Regions from separate parts of the Homo sapiens genome. Here region 1 is linked to region 2. Evidence: read pairs that join two places in POLR2A ChIA-PET (ENCODE). Cell type or tissue: Panc1. All regions are shown on one strand. Each heading gives the region's core, and the rest is flanking DNA. Links, peaks and the distances in the headings are about the cores only. Region 1 overlaps CNTNAP2 (contactin associated protein 2). Region 2 overlaps CNTNAP2 (contactin associated protein 2).

The links. ChIA-PET counts read pairs that join two places held together with the same protein. Peaks named below come from ENCODE experiments on the same cell type or tissue, not always from the same donor. Only the 100,000 strongest peaks of a DNase experiment are listed, where the experiment ranks them.
Region 1: POLR2A ChIA-PET joins it to region 2 with 5 read pairs; 2 of 35 experiments call an interaction of 5 or more read pairs at or near these places.

What each region holds. Positions count from the first base shown.
Region 1 is chr7:147,020,176-147,032,351 of GRCh38, reverse strand. The region is part of intron 3 of CNTNAP2 (contactin associated protein 2); the gene reads right to left. Among named protein-coding and RNA genes, the nearest start is that of CNTNAP2-AS1, 71 kb to the left of the region's middle. In Panc1, for the core only: no CTCF peak of the experiment used is centred there; no DNase peak of the experiment used is centred there.
Region 2 is chr7:146,950,247-146,962,422 of GRCh38, reverse strand. The region is part of intron 3 of CNTNAP2 (contactin associated protein 2); the gene reads right to left. Among named protein-coding and RNA genes, the nearest start is that of CNTNAP2-AS1, 140 kb to the left of the region's middle. In Panc1, for the core only: no CTCF peak of the experiment used is centred there; a DNase peak (open chromatin) is centred at 5,362.

The DNA of each region.
Region 1 (12,176 bases), core at 1,401-9,400, 70 kb before region 2:
TGGAATATGTGCCACAGAAGGAAAGTGAAACAGATTTGATAAATGCATAGTGGGGTTACTTGATGCTCATTCTGAAATTCTGTGCTTACCTATATCATAATACATTTTATAATGAATAGTAAAATTATAATGTTTACTATTTGATCTCTCAGTGAAACTGCAGACTGTTCAGGGAGCAATACGTCATTTTTTTAAAAAGAATGATAATAATTTTTAATACAGTAAACTGAAAACCAGTGAATAGTTTGATTAGTTTTGAGAAATGTGATCACTCACGTGACCCTCACTCCCTATCAAGATATAGAACATTTTATTATCCCAGAAATTAGTCTCATCAATCCCCTCAGTCAATATTCTTTTCAATTAATGCCACTCCTCACCGTGTGTATACACTTTTCTGATTTCTATAACCATAGTTAATTTTGCCTTTTGTTTTGACAGAGTCTTTTTCTGTTGTCCGGGCTGGAATGCAGTGGCATGGTCTCAACTCACAGAAACCTCCATCTCCCAGGTTCAAGTGATTCTTCCACCTCAGCCTCCTGAGTAGCTGGGACTACAGGCACAGGCCACCACGCCCGGCTAATTTTTGTATTTTTAGTAGAGATGAGGTTTCACCACATTGCCCAGGCTGGTCTGGAACTCCTGACCTCAAGTGATCTGCCCAGCTTGGCCTCCCAAAGTGCTGGGATTACAGGCATGGGCCTCTGCACCCAGCCAATTGTGACTTTTCTTGAACTTCATAATAAAGTAATCAAACATCACTGGCTTCTTTCACTCAGAACAATTTTGTTAAGATTCCCTCATATCGTTATTATCAGTAGCACATTTCTATTTTTCTGTGTACTATTTCATTGTCTAAGTTTACTATAACCTGTACCCATTTTTGTATTGATAGATACTGGGATGTTTCCAGGTTTTTTTACTATTACAAATAAAATTGCTGTGAGCATTTGTTACAAATGCCTAGGAGAAGAATTTCTGGATTATATAATGGATGCATATTTGAATTTCTAAGATATTGACAAATAAATTTTTTCAGATGATAATCTAATATAGCATCAGAAATCTATTTTAAATTTTACTCAAATATATTATTTTTCTTTCCAAACCTCCTATAATTTTTTCTTTATCCTTCATGTCAAGCCATAAGAAAGGATGAAAATAATTAGATAAATGCTATCCATTTTGTGATATGTTAAATAAATATTTAGACAAACAGAAATACAAATCTAACATTATCAATCTTGGCAATGTTAAAATACAACCTAAGAAGCAGAGGTTTGGAGGTAGAAATGGATACGAAAATGTAGAAGAAATAATGTGGTAAATAATATACTCATCTTCCAAGTGAAGAGTCAAATTATATTACCAAAATTTGACAGAAGAGTAGACCTATTTGTAAGTATATTATTAAATGTAATAAAATTAACCAATAGAGAATTAAAAATATCTATTATATATATTTTTTGAGGCAGGGTCTTGCGCTGTAGCCCAGGCTGAAGTGCAGTGGTGTAATCACAGCTCACTGCAGCCTCAAACCCCTGGGCTCAAGCAATCCTCCCACCTTGGCCTCTTAAAGTGCTAGGATTACAGACATGAATCATCATGCCTGGCCTTAATATAACTTCTAAAAGTAGTCAGATGTGTGGAAAAGTAAGTCAGCTAACTAGTAATTGACCCAAGAAGTCATTAACCAATAGGCAAATTCTACATTTATAAGCGAACAAATTGATATAAAAGTATAAAGGGAGAGTGGAACAGGAAATAAGAAGATATTGGGGAAAAAGAACTTTACCGTTAAATGAACTTATTTCTCTACAAATTGATTAAAAATACTTATCTATGTACTAGCTTGATAAAAATATGAAAAACCAAAAACAATTGTTGCATAGGAGGGTGTCTAAAAATTTGGCTTTAAAATTTCTGGCATATCACATAAATGCAGACAGAATTAGTTTCAAGGCTCATCTTAAATAAAATCTAACCAGTTGCTTGCAGAAGCATAATACTCAAGGTACTGAGCCCAGAAAGAAACTTCCCAAATCCTCACATAAAAGAAACTATGCTACATAAAGAATGAAGTGTTCAAGAAAATCCATATAAAAACAGCAACAAATTTCATAGGAAATACATTACAGTTTTCCTCAATGTAGCCCCATGGAAAAATGCCAAACCTCAGCTCAGTAAACACAAATTTATAGCAGTAACCAACACTTTTGATGCAGATAGATATTCAGCTCCCTACTGACAAGCTTACTCTAGAAATTGTTTACAGTATCTAGAAGAACAGATAGATTATACTGCCCTCAGGTTACCCTCCAAAACCATTGCTTTTCGCAGGTATTTGTTAAGTATTAATGGCAGCAAATATGATGATATACTCTTTGGAAAGTACTTGGGATAAAATATTTTTCTGAATGTGGAACCAAGAGCTTTTTATAAGCATACAATCAACAAAATTATCAAGTTTTAGTTAATGTGAGAATTATTTGTGATAGCAAGGTAAATTACCATCTTTCAATTTTATCTTTTTCAAAATGTGAAATTCTTTAGTTGGATAAATTTATGCCATGAAATATTAATAATTCTAATACTAAATGTAATGTCTGATTTGAGCATTAACAATTTTACTCTTCCTCAATTTCATATGCTTCCATTTTTATTATCTATTGGATGATTAATACCAGGTAATGTTTCTTCAAAATATAGAAGAGCTAAAATAAGTGACAATTCTTGGGTCTACAGAAGCCATTTTTTCCAATATATTTGGATTTCATCTTTCCTGGGAAGAAAAAAAAAAAACCCTTTTTACATTATGTTTCTCCATTTGTACTGTCTGGTTTTCTATTCCCTTTCACTGCAAAACTTCTCTAATAGATGGTGTTTGCTCAGTTTTTCCCTCCTCTTCCATGCTCTCTTAAACTTTAGCAATTTGTTCGTTGCTGTTTCTTCTTTCAAATCAAATCAGAAAAATCACTGATGATAATGAGGTAACTGATGATAATGAAATAATCTTTTTTAAAATTCTTCTTGAATATCTCCCTTAGTCATCTTCTCCTGGAATCTTTCTCACTCAAGAATGTATCTTAGGCCCGGCGCAGTGGCTCACGCCTGTAATTCCAGCACTTTGGGAGGCCGAGGCGGGTGGATCATGAGGTCAGGAGATGGAGACCATCCTGGCTAACATGGTGAAATCCCGTCTCTACTAAAAATACAAAAAATTAGCTGGGCGTGGTGGCGGGTGCCTGTGGTCCCAGCTACTCGCGAGGCTGAGACGGGAGAATGGCGTGAACCCGAGAGGCGGAGCTTGCAGTGAGCCGAGATCGCACCACTGCCCTCCAGCCTGGGCGACAGAGCGAGACTCCGTCTCAAAAAAAAAAAAAAAAAAAAAAGAACATATCTTATTTTGCATATGTCTATTTGATCTGTGATTGCTTCTCCTTTATCTTCATTGGATTTTTCTTCTTCTTCTATGGATTATTAAAGGTCATGCTGTTCTCGCTACTTTCTCACAAGTGACATCATCTGCTTTTTTGTCTTCAAATGTAAGTTCAACAGGAATATTTTGCTTATTCCTGTTATTTTGTTATTATCTGTTTCCTTCACTACCTAGATTTATTTTCTGACCTCCTGAGAGCCTGGTAGCTTTATGCATAATCAGTCTAATCTAGAAATATCTCAAATGTGTATTTACTGACAAACGGATTAATAAAGTGTGGTCTAGCCACAGTCTACTACCCAACTGGCCTTCTTCTACAGTCTAACAGGGGACAAATCCTACTCGGGCTGTTTAATCCCATCTTCTCATCTAACTCTATTCTCCCTTGTTCCATTAGCTATACCTCTACGGTGCCCCTGTATTCCTTAACATCTCTCTCGGCCTCAACTCTTTTAATGAAACAAGCCTAAAGTCTTGATTTCAGAGAAAAAATAAAGAAAACAAACTCCACCAAATGTCTTTTAACTAACTCACCTTTCCAACTCACTTCTTCAGTTACAATATTGCATTATTTTGTATTGACCTCCCAAACTTCTTGAAGAGACAATTTCATATCCAAACTTTCAAGGATAGAAGCTCATTTCCATCTCTCTTCTACTGTGCTACAATTAGTCTTCTGCACTAATAAAGTGAAATCTAAGCCTTCTTTATTAGTTTTAACCCTAAGGAACCTTTTTGGTGCAGTTGGTATTCTTGTAATGCCTTCTTCTCCATGAGACTGTGATCCCATTTGTATTCTTGGACAAGAACGGCTGACTTTTTCAACTCAACCTCCTTCTACGAGGTCTCATTCCCATCTAAATATTGGAGACTGATTCCCATATCCACATCTCCAGCCCTAAGTTGGATTTTGAGATCTAGGCCTGAATTTCCAACTTTCTATTAAACATCTTTATTTGAATGGCTACAAGATGTTAACAAAATGCCTTTTTATCATCAAAACTGTGTTTATTTTCTATTTTCCACCCACACCATTTGCTGATGCTGCCATCCTCCTAGTTCTCCAGCCAGAATCTCTGTCATGTCCATGGCTCTTGTTCTTCCTCACTCACATTCACAATGTCCCAGGTGCTGGAGGTCCTGCCTCTCCAGTAACGGCTTTTCACGAGTCTGGCCACTGTATTTGGCCAAACCCTCCTTCTCCCCTGAGAGCTCTTAGAATGCTCTCCCTGCTTCCAGTCTCTCTTCCAATTCACTTTATAAACTGTCCAAAAGGGAAATCTTTTTAAATGAAAATCTCAGTCTGTGAGAACCTAATTACTTATCCTAAAACATAGATGCAGGTTGCCTTTTGTTCATACGTTGCCAACTCAATAAGTTGAAATAATAATTTGCAAAATTATCACCCTATGTTTTGTTTAAGGGATACTGAATGATTCAGTTAACAGATTCTTTTCAACAAATTAACATAATTGACTTAATTGAAGCAATATGTTTGTTATATTGGTGTCATCCACATACAAACATTAGGTGGCTTTTAGAATTTGAGTTAAGTAGCTGGTTATACAGCTTCTGATTTACAGAAGATCTATGCAGTTTCCATCTTTTCTTTTGTAATGAAAGATTATCCACTTCTTGTGCAATGTGATGGGCATTACTTGAGTGATGCTATATTCCCTTGTACGTATGAAAATTTTATTTGTTTTCTAAGCTGAATAATATAAAACTTTAAATAGATGGCCACAACTTTAACTTCTGAACACATTTTCCTCAATTAAGGGGAAGAAAGAGTGACATGAGGAATAGAGCACACATTGAAGATAAGTAAGTCCCCTGATGCAAAGCTATTGTCATAAAATGTTATCCAAAGCAAGTTTTTTTTTTTCTTTTTTTTGTTTTTTTTTTTTTCTGTTCTGTTTTGTTTTGTTTTTCCTCCTGGAGTAATCAGGTGTGACAGATGCAGGTTTGCAATAATTTTAAGGACTTTTTTTTTTTTTTTTAGCACTGAGACAAAGCTAATAAGCAATGGGTTTTGTTAGCCAATTACATACAAACAGAGATTCTGAGGAATAAAGAAGTAGAGAGCTTATTTTGAATCTGCCTTTTTGAATAAGTATACCAAAAAGCCCCCTCAAATCAAGGAACAAGTCTTAATAGCCATTAGCTTATTTTGAGAATAAAACAGTGGTAATCAAGTCTGTTTTATTCAAGTTCTCTTTGGAAAATATCCTGTGAAACTAACCAGGAGAAACGTAGGCATGATAGCATCCTGGGGAAAAATAAAAAGAAAATGAAAGAAAATCTCTAACAGAAAAAAAAAAAGACATTCCAAGAATGAACTCAGTGTTATTTGAGATGATGTATTCATTTCCATATTTAAGTATTATTATAAATATGAAGGAAACATTTTTGAATTCTATAAGTAAAATTCTAAAACATTTTATATTTGTTAACAAAAATTAAATCGATGGAAAAAGCATATGTCATTCATGTTTTTCATTTATTTAGATGTGGTAATATTTTGTTAGTCTAAAAAGCAAACAAAATTATACTTTGGGATCCTATCATCTTATTTATATATTTTTGATATTAGTATTCTACTGTCATTTCTTTCTCCTCAGATACAATCTATGTTTCACACAAACACCTGTGCATTATAATGCTTTCATACGTATCTCAGGATCCTATCTTCAATTTTATATACACTATGAACTTTCAAACAATGTAAATACATTTATATTTTGAAATCCATAAAAACGATGTCAGGCTGGGCACGGTGGCACCCAGCACTTTGGGATGCTGAGGCAGGTGGATCACTTGAGGTCAGGCATTCCAGACCGTCCTGGCCAACATGGTGAAACCCTGTCTCTACTAAAAAGGCAAAAATTAGCCAGGCGTGGTAGCACACACCTGTGATCCCAGCTACTCAGGAGGCTGAGGCATGAGAATTGCTTGAGCCCAGGAGGCGGAGGTTGCAGTGAGTCCAGATCGTGTCACTGCATTTCACCTTGGGTGATCTCAACAAATTAAAAAATATATAAAAATTTAAAAAAAAAAAAAACAACAGCAACACACCTGTATGTCAAACAAGCACATGCATTTAGCTATCTGAGATATATACGTGTAATGTATACACACACATACAGAATGAGAGAGATAGGAACTTTAAATCACATAATAATCTGTAAGTTTGATGGGTTTTGCCTTTATTTTTTAATTTGAAATAATTTTAGACTCACATAGTAGTTGCAAAAATAGTTGATGATACAGTTTGGATATGTATCCCTGCCCAAATCTCATATGGAATTGTAATTCCCAGCGTTGGAGGTGGGACCTAGTGGGAGGTGATTGGATGATATGGGAGGTTTCTTTGCCCTTGCCCTCCCCTCCCCACTTTCTTCTCCCCGTCCCCCTCCCCTCCCCTCCCGTCCCCTCCCCCTCCCCCTCCTCCCCTCCCCCTCCTCCCCTCCCCTCCCCTCCCCCTCCCCTCCCCCTTCCCCTCCCCCTTCTTCCCCCTCCCCTTCCTCCCCTCCCCTCTCCTATCCCCCTCCCTTCCCCTCCCCTCCCCTCCCCCCTTTCTTCTCCCTGCCCCCCACCCCTCCCCTCTCCTATCCTTTCCTTTCTTTTCTTACAGAGTCTGACTCTGTTTCCAGGGCTGGAGTGCAGTGGCATGATTCCGGCTTACTGAAACATCCGCTTCCCGGGTTCAAGCGATTCTCTTGTCTCAGCCTCTGGAGTAGCTGAGATTACAGGGGCGTGCCACCACACCCGGCTAATTTTTTGGTATTTTTAGTAGAGATGGGGTTTCACCATGTAAGTCAGGCTGGCCCTGAACTCCTGACCTCAAGTGATCCACTTGCCTCAGCCTCCCAAAGTGCTAGAATTACAGGCTTGAGCCACGGCGCCCAGCCACATATGGGTGCTTTCTAATGGTTTAGCAAGATCCTCCTTGGTCGCGATAGTGAGTTCTCACGTGATGTGATTGTTTAAAGTGTGGGGCACCTCCCCCTTACTCTCTTCCTGTTAGTCCAATCATCAGAAGCACCTGCTTCCCCTTCACCTTCCGCCATGATTGACAGTTTCCCGAAGCCTCTCCAGAAACTGAGCAGATGCTAGCACCATGATTCCTCTTCATCCACTGAGGAGGGAGTTTCCAATTGCATGCTTGTTTCTCTCCCTACATGTGTTAACATTAGTTTAGAAATTTTATATCATTTTGAGACCAAAAAAATCAACTCTGAGGTATAAATTTTGATAGTGCAAGGACCCATTCATCATGCTTGACATATAATCTTTTAAATTAAATTTTTATTGTGCAATGATTACAGTTTCACCTGCCTGTGGAACTATGAGCCAATTAAGCCTCTTTTCTTTATAATTTACCCAGTCTCAATATTTCTTTACAACAATGTAAGAATGGACTAATACAGTTGAGTTCCTATGTAACCTTCCCCCGTTTCCTCCAATAATAACATTCTACACGATACGGTACAATCATGAAAGCCAGAAAATTGGCATTGTCACAATAAAATTAACTAAACTACAGATTTTATTCTGATTTAACTAGTTTTTATGTACTTTTTTTTTGTTATAAACAGGTTTTACCAGTTGCATAGATTCGTGTAACCACCATTGCAATTGCGATATAGATGTTCAATTACCCAAAAGTAATTTTTTCTCTTTAAACGTAATACAAATTAGCAGAATGTGCTTGAGAAAATCCAGTTTGGCTGTCATTTTTGAATTTAGTCCTCACTATAGTGTCCATTTTTTAAATTTCTTGCCACTGATGGGCCAATTTGTGACTGTTACTGGATTAGATACTGGATACTACATGTTAATAATAAGCATATAAAGAAAACAAAAAAGACTATATCTAAAGACTGTGATTAAGTTCTGAATGAGACAAGGTGTTCCCAGCTGAGTTTAAACTGGAACATGAATAGGAGATTCGGGAAATAAAGAGAGGAGTATAACAGTAACTTATTGCCAGCTTGGCCCTATAAACTACACATGCAAATTAGTAAACCAAGTGTAGAGGGAAAATGTGGGAATAATAGTCTTTTAAAAAATAATTTTAAGGTGAAAACCAAATAAGTTTGGCACATGAGGACTCAATTACATCTCCAGTGGTGACTGCAGGTGACTCAGAAGGCAACTGGCAGTAAACTTGATGCCCAAGGAGGGCAGATGCCTAGAAGTCATCAGGAGTAACTAGGAGTTTTGGCTGAAGAGTGGCAGATCCTGGCAGAACAGATTTAGTGATGAATAAATTCTCTGGTTCATGATGCCAAGAAATTAGTGGTTGCTAGGGGTTGAGGAGGAATACAAGTGGAAGTATGTGAGGCTACAAAATGACAACAGGAGAGGTCCTTGTGGTGATGGAAGTATTTTGTATTCTTAAAGCATCAAAGTGAATATACTGGTGGTGACTCTAGTGTTACAAGATGCCATTGGAGGAGACTGGATAAAAAGGATACACGGCATCTCTCTAAAGTCTTCTTACAAAGAAAGGTGAAACTGTAATCATTGCACAATAAAAATTTAATTTAAAAGATTATATGTCAAGCATGATAAATGGGTCCTTGCACTATCAAAATTTATACCTCAGAGTTGATTTTTTTTAGTCTCAACATAATATAAAATTTCTAAACAAATGTTAGCACATGTAGGGAGAGAAACAAGCATGCAACTGGAAAATCCCTCTTCAGTGGATGAAGCTATCAGTTGCCGTGCCCGTGTTCATCTCAGGCTTCTTCCTCTTTTAATATCCCTAAATTTGAACAACACGATAAGGTTCTAAAAGCTTCAATCTTTTATGCAAATGTTTATCATGAAGCAAGGAACCCTGAACCCTGTACTGCAAAAGGCAGGCCTATGACAAGTTTTTAAAAATCATCTCTTCAAATTAATTCCAAGTCATGATTAATGATTCTCGGTTCCATAGATAACAAACCATGACCTCTATTAAAAAGAATAGAGTCAATGAACACCAAATATAATTCATTAGACAGATGTAAGTGACCAGCGCTGTGGTGTTTGATGAATATAATGAAGTTCTTTGATTAAGAATATAAATATCTCCCAAGAAGAGTCCCATGTTTGTTTTCCAATTTGAAGGAAAAAAATACTTTGGCAAATTCCACAAGAATGATATTCGAATTGGGATAAAAGTAGTTTAAATATTTTGTTATAGATAGAACAATAAACAAGTTTATTGTGTGTTTTCATGATGGAAACACATTAACAAAATTTTCTCCAGAGATCTTATTTTATATTTAGGTTAGTAATAAAAAAAAAAAAACCATGTGTTTGTGTATGTGTATATATAGTACATATACATGTGTGCGTATATGTATAGTACATAAACACATATATAGTACAATATATGTGTATATAGAGTACATATATATGTGTTATAAATATATACAATTTAGGTATTATGTTTGTAGATAACCCTGAACACTTCTGCATAGTGAAAATCCAGGCCAGTGGGGAAACTTTGCCATAAAAATGAATATGGAGAAGCAGAAAGTGGGCTTTACATGATCAATTTTGGGTAATTTTCTAAGGGAGGGTTGGGTAGGAAGTTCTTCAAACTTGTATTTCTGGAATAGTGAACTCGTCACAGCTGTGGACTGATCTAGGACTCACTGTAGATGACTCCTGGCAGGCAATGACTCACTGAACTCTTACAATGAAATCAGACCAAAGAAATAAAATGGGAAGCTTTATCTCACTTTGTAGAAATCAGTGTTTCTATGAGATACTGTTTGTAATTCTGGTCAACAATCTGCAACAAAGAAATAGCAAAACTCCGGAAGGTCTAGATAGGGTCTACAGGACAGCTAAAGTGGCCAAAAGAGTATAGAATATTTCATATATATAAAAATAAGAAAAACTTGAAAAATATTTTCATGACAAAAAATAAAAAATAAGAGAAAATAGGGTTGCATAGCCATACCTAAAATATATTTATAAATACATAAATGTCAAGTACATGAGTGTCCTTCATGATTGGAGTGTTCTATCTTTAACCCTCTATGGGTCAAAAATTGATTTATGTTTGATGAATGCAAATAAGAAATTGTTATCAAATGTTCAAGGGGTTAAAAGCTTAGGAGAAAAACAAGGTGTTACATGACTGAGGCAACATTTGGAAATAACAAAAACCACAAGGAGGTAAAACATAATAAGATTAAGTTTGTTGAATATTTGTGTAAATATCTTGAAGTTCCAAAGTGAATTAAACCAGTAGGAGGAGGAAGAAAATTGTTGTAAGAACAGCTTGATTTGGAGAAACCTTGAGGTTGTTTTATAACTGTGAGAAAAGTGAGTGAAGTGAGACACATGACAACACTATTTTGACCTTAGAGCAAATTATTAGAAACAAAATATTCATGCTAAGGGGAATAATAGTCTTATCTTTTACACTGATCAGGATAGTGGTAGTCTGAGAAATATATCATACAAAGAACTGGCTAAAAAACAAAACAAAAGCCCTGAGCATTTTAATTGGACCTATGAAATAATGATGTCTATAGAATATGTAATAAAAAACAAGGGAGTATGTGGGATGCTGAGAGTGAATCAGCTTCTAGAATAGAGGCATCCAATCTTTTGGCTTCCCTGGGCCCATTGAAAGAAGAATTGTCTTGGGCCATACATAAAATACACACACTAATGATAGCTGATGAGCTAAAAAAGAATTGCCAAAAAAAATCATAAGGTTTTAATAAAGTTTACAAATTGGTGTTGGGCCACATTCTAAACCATCCTGGGCTGCATGCAGCCTGCGTACCCTGGGCTGGACAAGCTCGTTCTGGGACTTTTGGATGCTCATTGAACTTGCGTGATTCCTTATGTAATCATGTACTCGTTTCAGGATTTTTATCAAAAGCATGCATCCAAAACCTCGGGTACTGGGTTGCCTCATTTATTTTAATCACAAAATACTGAAAAATGGTAACAAGAAATGCATCTTAATAATAATATTTCTAAGAACATGAAACTACATTCTTTCTTTGTTGCCCAACCTTAGTGTTCTCTGACTATGTGTATCCCACTCCATGCCTTTCTCTGTTTTCCTGGATTTATGCTGGGATGAAGGAAATATTCAATTGACTTCTGAAACTATGTTCAAACTTCCAAGCCCCTGATATATTTTAAAAAGTATTTTTAAAGGCAATATTATTTAGAAAACCTGTTGTTGATGACACAATATTCCTGGGTCATTATAGGAGTCAGGAGGTGAGCTGTGTTATTTCATTGGTCTAAATTTCCTATCAAACTGGGCCTTACGGAGTGTATATGAATAACAACAAATGCACTAAGAATGCAGCACAGTGTGGCAGTCTGGTATTTTCCTCCAGATGACAGCATTAAGTGGATCAACTCAAATAAAGGAGAACTCCATATAACAAGGAGATATGGGGCCCAGTGGTTTTGTGAGCTGTACAGTGTTTCAATAAGACAACTAACAATCAAGGTCAAGACATAATTTGTGCGCATCTATCATTCCAGACTAGACCCTTTAACCCTGTAGCCTTTCTATTGTGTTATGAAATTCATCCTAATTAGGCATTCAAAATCCAGTTCCACACTAGTTCAATAAAGTCTATAGAACAACAGAAAGATATTCAAAAATAGATTCTATTAAATATTTTTAAACAGCTTATATAAATAGAAGCCTTCACTGGTATGTTGGTGATGATTGCATCAAGTGTAATAGCTCATC
Region 2 (12,176 bases), core at 1,755-9,754:
TCAATCCTGCATCATCTCAAGTATTCCTTACTTAGTCAGAAGAAGAATTTTGCACTCAAATATGAACTCAACTCAGGTTGATCAGCAACAGTAAAGATCGGCAGCAGTAAAAATAGACTGTGTTAAAGAAAATGCACAAAACACAGCTCTACAGTTGCTCATTCTTTCATTTGTTCAACAGTTATCTTATTTAGCAAAAATCTACTGTTTTGGAAGCTCTTAATGCACTGGGAATATAAAGAAGAAATAACATACAGTGTCTCTGTTCTCAAGAATCTCACAACAGTAAAGATCAAGTTTATGTTAGAAAACAAATTATACTGAATGAACAACAAGATTATAAAATCTAGGAGAAATATGGTGTTTAGAGTTATCTAAACAGGTCACAAAAGTAACCACTGCGTAACTGGAGTATCATTTTCTATGTTTTAAGCAAGATAATGTGCATTAATTGTCTTTAATTGCCTAAGTCTCTCTATGACCTCAAGCAGCTCATTAGTCACTCCAAGTCTGTAGCACATTCAGAGACCGTAATCCCTGGCACCATGGTGATTTCAGGAGTCAAATTTAGCTCATTCCCCAGAGAATGATTCATTTTTCATTTTCAGATGGTGAGATCATGCTGCAACTTCCTAATAGCTCATGAGCACCTCAAGACTGTGTCTTGTGTCATACATTTCCCTATTTCTGGCACATGTGGCTGTGCTCAGCATTGCAAGCATTCCCTAGCTCAACAATATCAGCCGCCTGTCATTCCACCATGACGATATTATTTTCGTTCCCATTTCTCATTAAATTTTCCAGGGACAGGAGTCACCAATATATGACATAATATAATGGCATGGAATACAGGGGCAGTGACTGAAGACTGAAGACAACTTTCAGGGTAGAGGGTGTAAAAATGAAAGAAAGTTACCCTTAGAGAGAAAATGGAAAAGTTCCAATGACAAATGCCCCAGCTCTCATAGTTCTTCACTTCGAATTACACCTTTATCACTCAAATACAGGTCACAGCAAAATTGTTAATATTTGCCTGTTTGCTTCACATAGGTAGACCCAAGACCCTGACCAGCGTTATTTAGGTCCCTACATGTGGGCTAATGGTTGCATTCTTTATTGGCACCTAGGGGACCTGCCCCGGAAGCAGTCCTCCCTGGGCTGAGTGGTGGCTGTGCCTGCAGGGGTCACTACTAGCTGATAACTGACAAAGGGCTTCACTGGTACTGCCAGCAGGGGAATGAAAATGTAAATGGGTTCACGGGTCACTTTATGTCAAGTGGAAAATGAATAATAGTTTTGTTCCTGTGAGCCAGAGAAAAGCACGCATCATTGATCCCTCAAGGATTAATTTCTCATGATAAATGTAATTGTCTAAAATAATAGTGGGGAAGACCAATCATTCTAAATGCAAAGCCCAGAGAATGAGCGGGTGAGAGCTGCCCACTTAGAAAAGGAGAAAGAATTCAAAAGGAGTAGCAAAGGAGTAGCTAAAGCATGTCCTTTAGCACACAGTGAACTACTGGTCTCTGGAACCTAAGGATTCTCTCACAGCTAGAGGTCACAAGTAAAGGAGACCTACATGGGCAGTATGTTTATAACTGGGCTATTAAATGTATGGGGATTTTCTAAAAGGAAAAAAAAATACCATATTTAAACTTTGGAGAACCTTAGCCTTAGATTGGCTGAAATTACAATATTGAAACATCATAGCAAGTTTTCTTGCATGTAAGGATTTGTCTATTGTTTGCAGTGATATAAAGAACAACTAATATTTTCATTGTAATTCTTACCAATGCATCTCAGATTGTTGATAAATTTTTGAATAAATCCTTATATGCCTTGTATGACAATTGCTGCAGTGTAAAATATATTCACAGAAACTGCAGGAGAAAGAGTAATTTTTCTGAATGCCACATCATATTTCAAATGACCACTATGAACTCCGTAAAAAGAAAAACTGCAGGTCATAGTTTAATCAGCACAGGCACTGCACAGAAAAGTACAGGAAACCCAGAGCCTGCTTAAGACGATTGTCCAATTCCTAACTGGCCTCTCTCTGAGACCCAGCTGTCAAAGACTCATGAAATGCTAAAACTGAGAAAATAGAAACATTCTCAAAATAAGTAATAAGAATGTTTAAAGAAAGTATAGTAACTATTTGCAAAGAGAAAGATGTGCATTTTGGACCTGAATGGGATTATTAAGTGTTGTAATGTAGTTATGTAGCAGGGAGAAAAAGAAACTTATTTTTTTCCCCAGTAGGATGGCATAAGTTAGGAGAACTTTCAGTGCAAGAAAAGGAAAACCTAGGGCAAGATGTGGTAGGAGTAAGGTGTGGCCTGCAAGACTGGCGAGAAGAGAAGGTGAGTGTCAGGTGACACGAAAACATTTGCGAGTGGACAACCTGTGCCCCAGGGTCAAGGGGAAAAGAAATGCTACCTGTGACAGCCAAGTTTTAAAGCCCCTGCTCTCTTCTTACTTATGACAGCCTAGATGCTCCTAGTCTAAAGTTGGAATCCCTAGGTCTCTCCAATAATTACTGACTTTAACCTCAGCTTGACAATCTAAGTCCCATATTCTGTGCATTTGACCTTATCCTTCTTGAAACCTTTGCTTTGGCTCAAGTGTGCTGTTCCTATTTTACAATCAGCCTGGAAATGTGATTGCAGTTCGTATTCTTATTTCTTTCTTTTTTTTTTTTTTTTTTTTGAGACTCGCTGTGATGCCCAGGCTGGAGTGCAGTGGTATGATCTCAGCTCACTGCAACCACTACCTCTCGGGTTCAAGTGAGTCTTCTGCCTCAGCCTCCCAAGTAGCTGGGATTACAGGTGTCTGCCACCATGCCTGGGTAATTTTTGTATTTTTAGTAGAGGCAGGGTTTCACCATTTTGGTCAGGCTGGTCTCGAACTCCTGACCTCAAGTGATCCACACACCTCAGCCTCCCGAAGTGCTGGGATTACAGATGTGAGCCACCATGCCCAGGCTTCTTTCTTTTTTAAAAAAAATAATTTTACGGTGTCATCTTGACTCTAGATTGTGTATCTGAGTTTGAGCAGAATCATACCAATAAGAGAAAGATTTGCATCTTTTCTCGCTACAGGTTATAAAAGTCATGATCCTAGGCCTGGCGCGGTGGCTCACTTTGGGAGGCCGAGGCGGACAGATCACAATGTCGGGAGTTTGAAACCAGCCTGGCCAATATGGTGAAACGCTGTCTGTACTAAAAATACAAAAATTAGCCAGGCGTGGTGGTGGGTGCCTGTAGTCCCAGTTACTCGGCAGGCTGAGGCAGGAGAATCGCTTGAACCTGGAAGGCGGAGGTTGCAGTGAGCCGAGATGGCGCCACTGCACTCCAGCCTGGGCGACAGAGCAAGACTACATCTCAAAATAAATAAATAAATAAAATAAAATAAAATAAAAAAGTCATTATCCTAATTCAAAGAGCTATGGAAATCATGGGGAAAGACACAGAATATGATAGAAACGACAATCTTATTAGTGTTGAGTTAAACTAAGAAAAATGATAAGAAGAGGATTTCTAAATTTAAGCTTAAATTAAGAATCATAATGAAGAGAAACTCTTGTTTCAGTCATGCATTCAATTAATTTTAATTGGATGCCTACTATGTGCCAGGCAACAATATATTGAGGCTATATATGACAGATGAAAATAGCTAAGAAAACTTGGAGCTTAAAAGACATAAAAATGGGCCGGCCGTGGTGGCTCACACCTGTAATCCCAGCACTTTGGGAGGCCGAGGCAGGCGGATCACGAGGTCAGGAGATCGACACCATCCTGGCTAACATGGTGAAACCCCGTCTCCACTAAAAATACAAAAAATTAGCCGGGCGTTGTGGCGGGTGCCTGTAGTCCCAGCTACTCGGGAGGCTGAGGCAGGAGAATGGCATGAACCCTGGAGGCAGAGCTTGCAGTGAGCTGAGATTGTGCCACTGCACTCCAACCTGGGCAACAGAGTGAGACTCCGTCTCAAAAAAAAAAAAAAAAAAAAAAAACCATAAAAATGTGTTGTGAAGAAAAAAAAGCATCAGCGTAGTTTTAAAAAAAATTTTAGATGCGTCATTTTCTTCTGTGTTTGGTACATGATGTGTGAGAACAAAAGTATGTTCTCAAACATGCTATTGCTCACTGCCTTCCTCCATCTGGATAGGTTCTATTTGTATTTCTCAAGGAAGATCAAATATCATTTTCTAAATGTTTTCTTCCCTATGTCACGTAAAGGCAGCTGCACCTTCCTGAGGTGCCATTCGCCTTTGGCACATGTTAGAGACCCAGTAAATGCTAGTTTCTTGTCCCTCCCTAATTCATCTCTAATTGTACCATCCAGTAGAAACCAAATGAATAGACAATTTCAAGAATATGTTAATATAGTGAAATTGTACGCTATATTCTGGCTAGATTCTAATGGTCATGCCTCACTATAAATTCTGTACATCTAAATCATTCTTGATAGTTTCATTGATTTAGAATGATAAAGATTGTTTCATTTATCATGAATGATAAAGAATTATCATTCTTGATAAGTCCATGTGTATAAACTATTACACACTTGGATTTATGTACACCCATATAAATCCATTATTCTTTGTTCATTGTTCTAATTAATTTTTCATTTCTGTGGGTACATAGTAGGTGTGTATTTTTATGGAGTACATGAGATGTTTTGATACAGGCATGCAATCTGAAATAAGCACGACATGGAGAACGGGCTCCAATTCTTTTTCAATGACTGTCAAAGGCTCTCAGTATTTCACTGTCTACCCCAAGACTGCCATTGTTTCTATCACTCTCCTTTTCCCTGGCTACCTAAGCAATGAACTTTACCTTTTCATCTATGGCCTGGAAAACTTTAAAATAATTTGCACAATTACTCTATGCTTTTGTGTATGCTTGCAACATGTTTTTAAAACTTAATTGCATTTACCGTTTAGGATACATTCTCACAGAGTGAAATGGAGACTAAAATGGTCTATGCAACTTACATAGATGTACAGTCATATGCCACATAACGTTGCAGTCAAGGACACACTGCCTATATGATGGTGATTCCATAGATTATAGGGGAACTGAAAAATTTCTATCACCTGGTGAAGTCATAGCTATCCTAACATTTTAGGACAATGCATTACATTTTCTATATTTAGATATGCTTAGATATATTAATACTTCCATTGTGTTACATTTACCCACAGTATTCACTACAGTAACATGCTGAAAATTTTTATAGCCTAGGAAAAATAGGATATACCATATAGTCTAAGTGTGTAGGGGGCTATACCATCTAGGTCTGTTTAAGTACCCTCTGTGATATTTACACTATGACAAAATTGCCTAATGACACATTTCTTGGAACATACCCCGGTTGTTCAGAAACACATGACTGTTCATGATGATGCTCACATGATGAGAAATCTCCTAAGGACGCAGTTCTCAAAAGGTATCCCTGTCACTAAATGACACGTGGCTGTACATATTTTATTTTAATCTTTTTCTCTTAATGGGAATACAGTTAAATCCCCTTAAGTTTAATGTTCCTGTGAGATAATTCCCCCATGCTATTCTTGTTTCGTTACTCTTCCAAATCCATTTATCCAGTGATCCCATTTATATTTACTCAAAACACAATAGTCTATGAAAACATGCATCCAGAATGTCAGCCATTTAGTCGCTTACAAGCAAGGAGACTTGTACTTCTTCAGTTTTCAAGGGGATATTATACACAGAAGCCTAAATCCCAAAAGAAAAGTGCTGGAAATTGTCCTGAGTAGGAAATACATTAAGTATTCATAATACTGTCTGTTTTCTGATCTCACACTCTTTTCACAGAGAGTATATTTAAAATTTTCCCTCTCTTTGCCAGCACAAGCAGGAAAAGGAGATAATTGCAAATTGCAATGTACACTTGGCTGTAAGCCCAGCTGAAACCCAATGTGGAAGACAGCACTTTTCCTTTCTTCTAAGGTAGACCTACAGGACATGCTCAGATTCAAGAGGAAACTTCAAGTGATGTAGTGAATAAATAGGAGTAAACAAGATATTTGCAATAATTAGAGAGATGCAACTTGATGGCTTTTTTGAAAAAGGGCCTTGTAGATACTTACGCAACCATTTGATATTACCACGGTCATGCACTACACAAACTCTAATGAAGGTCAGTGCAGAATATCTCTGAAGGTTTCCTAACTGAATTGTTTACATCTTCATTTTTTAATACCAAGTCTAAACATAAAACAAAAAACAAACAAATGGGAAAGTTAGAAAGCACTTTGGTTCTAAACCAACTTGTATTACAACTTTTCCTCTGCTAGAATCTAATGATCTCCTTCATCTCTTTCATTTTTAAAATCATTTGTGCTAGGATTGAATATAAAAACTGACTTGGAGGGGGAACACTATTAATGAAAAAAAACGTATACATAATAAGAAAGGATAAAAATCCATCAGTCATGGCCAGTGTTCTACAAGATGCGAATTATCAACCTACTGACTAGTGACCGTTTACTGCGGTAAGTAATACATTTAATATTTTGTATTCATGTTAACTGCCAGAGACTCTGTGATGACAAACCTATCAGAATTATCTCTTATATTCGACACTGCACAAATTAAACTGCTAATTAAAAAATCAAACAAAAATGACATATTCTATGCAGTACAATCATTGTAATTTTCATACATCTCTTCCAACTAAAATTAGGGTAGGAGTAATGCATTTTAAAATAATAATTGTAACATGCTCTTAAAAGAATTATTTCTAGGGTTGTCTTAAAATGTATACTTCTGTAATATCTTCGATAAACTTATCATATTTACAATTACCCTATTAATTTGAAACAATAAATGATACCATTTTCTATGTTTACCTTAGTGAGGCACACTGTAGTCACTGTGGTGCAAGGAGCTCAAAATTTATACAAAAGTGGTTTTCTGGTTAGAAAAGATTTTTGTTTCTAGTGTCTTTTTCACTCCTATTAGCAGGGCATTGAGTGACTAACTTTTTAAGAGACACTTGTGTGGCATATAAGCAGGTCTTCGTGCTAGGAAAAGTATAAACAGCTTTTAGAGGAAAAATCTTCCAACTACAGGGATAAACAGTCTTAAATCTTCTTGTATATGAGAAATATTTAGCAAAAGAAGATGAATGTTATCAGCTACTAACAGCAAATGCTTGGCAACAATGCTGAATAATCAAGAGGTGCATCAGGCAGAGGTAGAAGAACACAATGAAGTCGATGATAACAGTGAATATATGATTAAATCTATATTATAAGTTTTGCTCAAGTGGGTACCTAAATATATTTTGTCAGGGCAAAAAATTACTTACACTATCCAATGCCAAATAAGGTTGTTTGACATGTCATAGGAGGTGACAGTTCCAAACACAAACAAGAGTTTTAAAATATCTTTTTTGTTTCCCACTGCAAAAGGTTATCATCTACTTCCTCTCTCTTTCTATTGATGCTGGGGAGCTTTGCATGGTTTAAGACAAAGGGCATATTACAAATCAGTGAAGAAATGTGGAATAATTGATAAATGTTTCTGGGACAATTGAATAAAGGTGAAAAAAGTAAAGCTAGACTTGGATTTCACATCATATACTAAAATAATTTGGGGTGAATTGCAGTGGTATAAGTGACAGTTTGAAAGAAAGTGTAAGAGAGTATAACATTTAAATAGAGAAATTTTTTTCTTGTGAGCAATAAAACACATATCACAAAAGAAAATATTGATCAATTAAAGAACTTTGCAAAAAAACAAAAAGATATAGAAACAATGTGAAAAAGCACAGAATAGGGAAAAAAAATATTTAAAAGTCCACCAGATCCATCAATTACAATATAAAGTTGTCTGCTCCAATAGTTGAAATCTTGCTGTCAAATTCCTGACTGATTCAACAATTCTTTTCCAGAAGTAAGAATATTTACGTAAAGAAGTATGTTTCCTTTTCTTTCCACATTATAGTTCATTGCTTCCTTCAGTGAACTGAAACATATGCACAGACTTTTTTCATCTATGCATACTTTCCATGTTTAATGAGCCATTAGTGCAGCATTTCCATTACATTGATTGCATTCATTCTGCTCCAGCAAAGCATACATTTCAGAATGTAACATGTATCTGCTGTGTGTCCATTCAATGTTACCTTCTAATTTTAGAAAAAATAGTAGCAGTTACCCTTAATACCATTTTATTAAACACTAGGAGAAACCATTGCGTGAGAGATTATAAGTTAACACGATTTTATTGCAAAGGCATATAAATGCAAGAAATAAAATTTCAAAGCAAGAAATACGATTCCAAAGCCTCTTCCTATATGGAGTAATTCAAGAAAAACAAATGAAATAAGAGTTGCTTTTATCTGAAAATCTTATAACCCACGTTATATGGTGGTATCAAAGCAATAATAGTTGATTATATACAGCTATCAGCAAAAACTAGAAACAAGATATAGGTGTGCCCTACTGCCTTTAATTTACATTTCAATATTTATAACACTATGCTGAAACAGAATAAATATTTTTTTACCTGATTATTATTTGCAATAGCTTATTTCCCTTTTTTTGGTATCTGAAAGTTAACTTTTCCATTGACAAGTTTGTGTTATATGATGATTTTAATAACAGAGCTGGAATTGTTCAATCAGTCGGCATTTGCTAGCTTTGTCTCAGGTACTCTACTAGAAATGGGGAATAAAAAGATGAATGTGATATCTCCATTTTCAACAAGTTCATAGCCATTTGGGGGCCAGTAAAATTAATAAACAAAGATTTTTGTTCAAAAGGTAATTTAATGTTTGATTATATATGATGCAAGAGGTATTGTTTTATGCTTATTTCGAATTTCGTAATTGGAATTCGTTACAAACCTATATAGAAGTTATTTTCCCTAGTTTCCAGAAAAGTAAAAATAGCTAGCATTTACTGAATGAATGACAAATGCAATAATTTATGTAAAACGAGATGTCATCGCTTTTTATTTATACTACAATCTTCTGAGTTAGTTTTTTTTATCATCTCGTTAAACATGAGAAAACTAGTTTAAACTACAAGTTGCAGAACTAGTGACATACACACTAAATGATACATATGTGATTCCTAAGTACACATACATTCTACTATAGTTTGGTAACTTTAATCCTTAAAATAGTATTGGTTCTTTGTGGCTGGTACTTCTTGAGCAGCAAAAATGCTTATAAGACCACTTATTATATGGCTCTTTTTCTCCATCACCTGCTATTGATTACTCAGATCTAAAATATCCTTGACTATCCATCAAGTTTTTTCTACCCAGATATTGTCTTGCTGAGACCAGCCTTGAGAGCTAGAATATTCTATGATCTGTTCATTTACTTCCAAGATTTCAATAGAAGTAATTTCATTCTCACTGAATATAATAATCTTAAGCCATGAACACAGATCAACTATCATCTCAGAGGACTGTCACTTACAATAAACATGTGCTTGCATTTCCTTTAAATAGGTGGCATGAAGATTAATATTTTTAGGTTCAGAAATTCCTATGATTCTGTCTATAAAAAATTTGTACTAGAGGAATGAAAATAAATCTACTGGACATCTTCTGTCTCTGTGATCTTATGTGCCTTTAGAAATGTAAGAAAAGTCCTTTCTTATTTCCTTGAGCTGTGGTTTGTAGTTCTCCTTAAAGAGGTCCTTCACATCCCTTGTAAGTTGTATTCTTAGGTATTTTATTTTCTGTGTAGCAATTGTGAATGGGAGTTCACTCATGATTTGGCTCTTTGTTTGTCTATTATTGGTGTATAGGAATGCTTGTGATTTTTGCACATTGATTTTATATCCTGAGACTTCGCCGAAGTTGCTTATCAGCTTCAGGAGATTTGTGGCTGAGGCGATGGGGTTTCCTAAACATACAATCATATTATCTGCAAACAGAGACAATTTGACTTCCTCTTTTCCTTTTTGAATACATTTTATTTCTTTCCTTGCCTGATTGCCCTGGCCAGAACTTCCAATACTCTGTTGAATAGGAGTGGTGAGAGAGGGCATACTTGTCTTGTGCCAGTTTTCAAATGGAATGCTTCCAACTTTTGCCCATTCAGTATGATATTGGCTGTGGGTCTGTCATAAATAGCTCTTATTATTTTGAGATATGTTCCAACAATACCTAGTTTATTGAGAGTTTTTAGCATGAAGAGGTGTTAAATTTTATCGAAGGCCTTTTCAGCATCTATTGAGATTATCATGTAGCTTTTCTCATTGGTTCTGTTTATGTGATGGATTATGTCTATTGATTTGTGTATGTTGAACCAGCCTTGCATCCCAGGGATGAAGCTGTCTTCATCATGGCGGATAAGTTTTTAATGTGCTGCTGTATTCGGTTTGCCAGTATTTTATTGAGGATTTTTGTGTCGATGTTCATCAGGGATACTGGCCTGAAATTTTCTTTTGTTATGTCTCTGCCAGGTTTTGGTATCAGGATGATGTAAAAACATTCCATGCTCATGGATAGGAAGAATCAATATCGCGAAAATGGCCATACTGCCCAAAGTAACTTACAGATTAAATGATATCCCCATCAAGCTACCATTGACTTTCTTCACAGAATTAGAAAAACTATTTTAAATTTTATATGGAAACAAAAAAGAGCCCGTATAGTCAAGACAATCCTATGCAAAAAGAACAAAGCTGGAGAAATCACACTACCTGACTTCAAATTATCTTACAAGGCTACAGTAACCAAAACAGCATGGTACTGGTAACAAAACAGACATATAGACCAATGGAACAAACAGATGCCTCAGAAATAATGTCACACATCTACAACCATCGGATCTTTGACAAACCTGATAAAAACAAGCAATGGGGAAAGCATTCCCTATTTAATAAATGGTGTTGGGAAAATTAGCTAGCCATATGCAGAAAACCGAAACTGGACCCCTTCCTCACACCTTATACAAAAATTAACTCAAGATGGATTAAGGACTTAAATATAAGACCTAAAACCATAAAAACCCTAGAAGAAAACCTAGGCAATACCATTCAGAATATAGACATGGGCAAACTCTTCATATGTAAAACACCAAAAGCAATGGCCACAAAAGCCAAAATTGACAAATGGGATCTAATTAAACTAAAGAGCTTGTGCACAGCAAAATAAACTATCATCAGAGTGAACAGGCAACCTGTAGAATGGGAGAAAAATTCTGCAATCTATCCATCTGACAAAGGGCTAATATCCAGAATCTACAAGGAACTTAAGCAAATTTACAAGAAAAAATCAAACAAGCCCATCAAAAAGTGGGTGAAGGATATGAACAGACACTTCTCAAAAGCGGACATTTATGTGGCCAACAAACATATGAAAAAAAGCTCATAATCATTGGTCATTACAGAAATGCAAATCAAAACCACGATGAGATACCATCTCACGCCAGTTAGAAAGGTGATTATTAAAAAGTCAGGAAACAACAGATGCTGGAGAGGATGTGGAGAAATAGGAACACTTTTACACTGTTGGTGGGAGCGTAAATTAGTTCAACCATTGTGGAAGACAGTGTGGCAATTATTCAGGGATCTAGAACCAGAAATACCATTAGACCCAGCAATCCCATGACTAGGTATATGCCCAAAGGATTATAAATCATTCTACTCTAAAGACACATGCACAAGTCTGTTTATTGCAGCACTATCCACAATAGCAAAGACTTGGAACCAGCCCAGATCCCCATCAATGATAGACTGGCTAAAAAAAATGTGGCACATATACACCATGGAATATTATGCAGCCATAGAAAAGAATGAGTTCATGTCCTTTGCAGGGACATGGATAAAGGTGGAAACCATCATTCTCAGCAAATTAACACAAGAACAGAAAACAAACACCACATATTCTCACTCATAAGTGGTAATTAAACACTGAGAACACACGGACACAGAGAGGGGAAGATCACACATCGGTGCCTGTTGGTGGTGGGGGGCAAGGGGAGGGAGAGCATTAGGAGAAATACCTAATGTAGATGGCGGGTTAATGGGTGCAGCAAACCACTGTGGCATGTGTATACCTATGTAACAAACCTGCACATGTATCCCAGAACTTAAAGTATTATAAAAAAAGAAAGAAAAGTAATTGTCTGCATAAAGAATGGCAAAATTAGGATTCCCAAGGATAGAAGGTTAT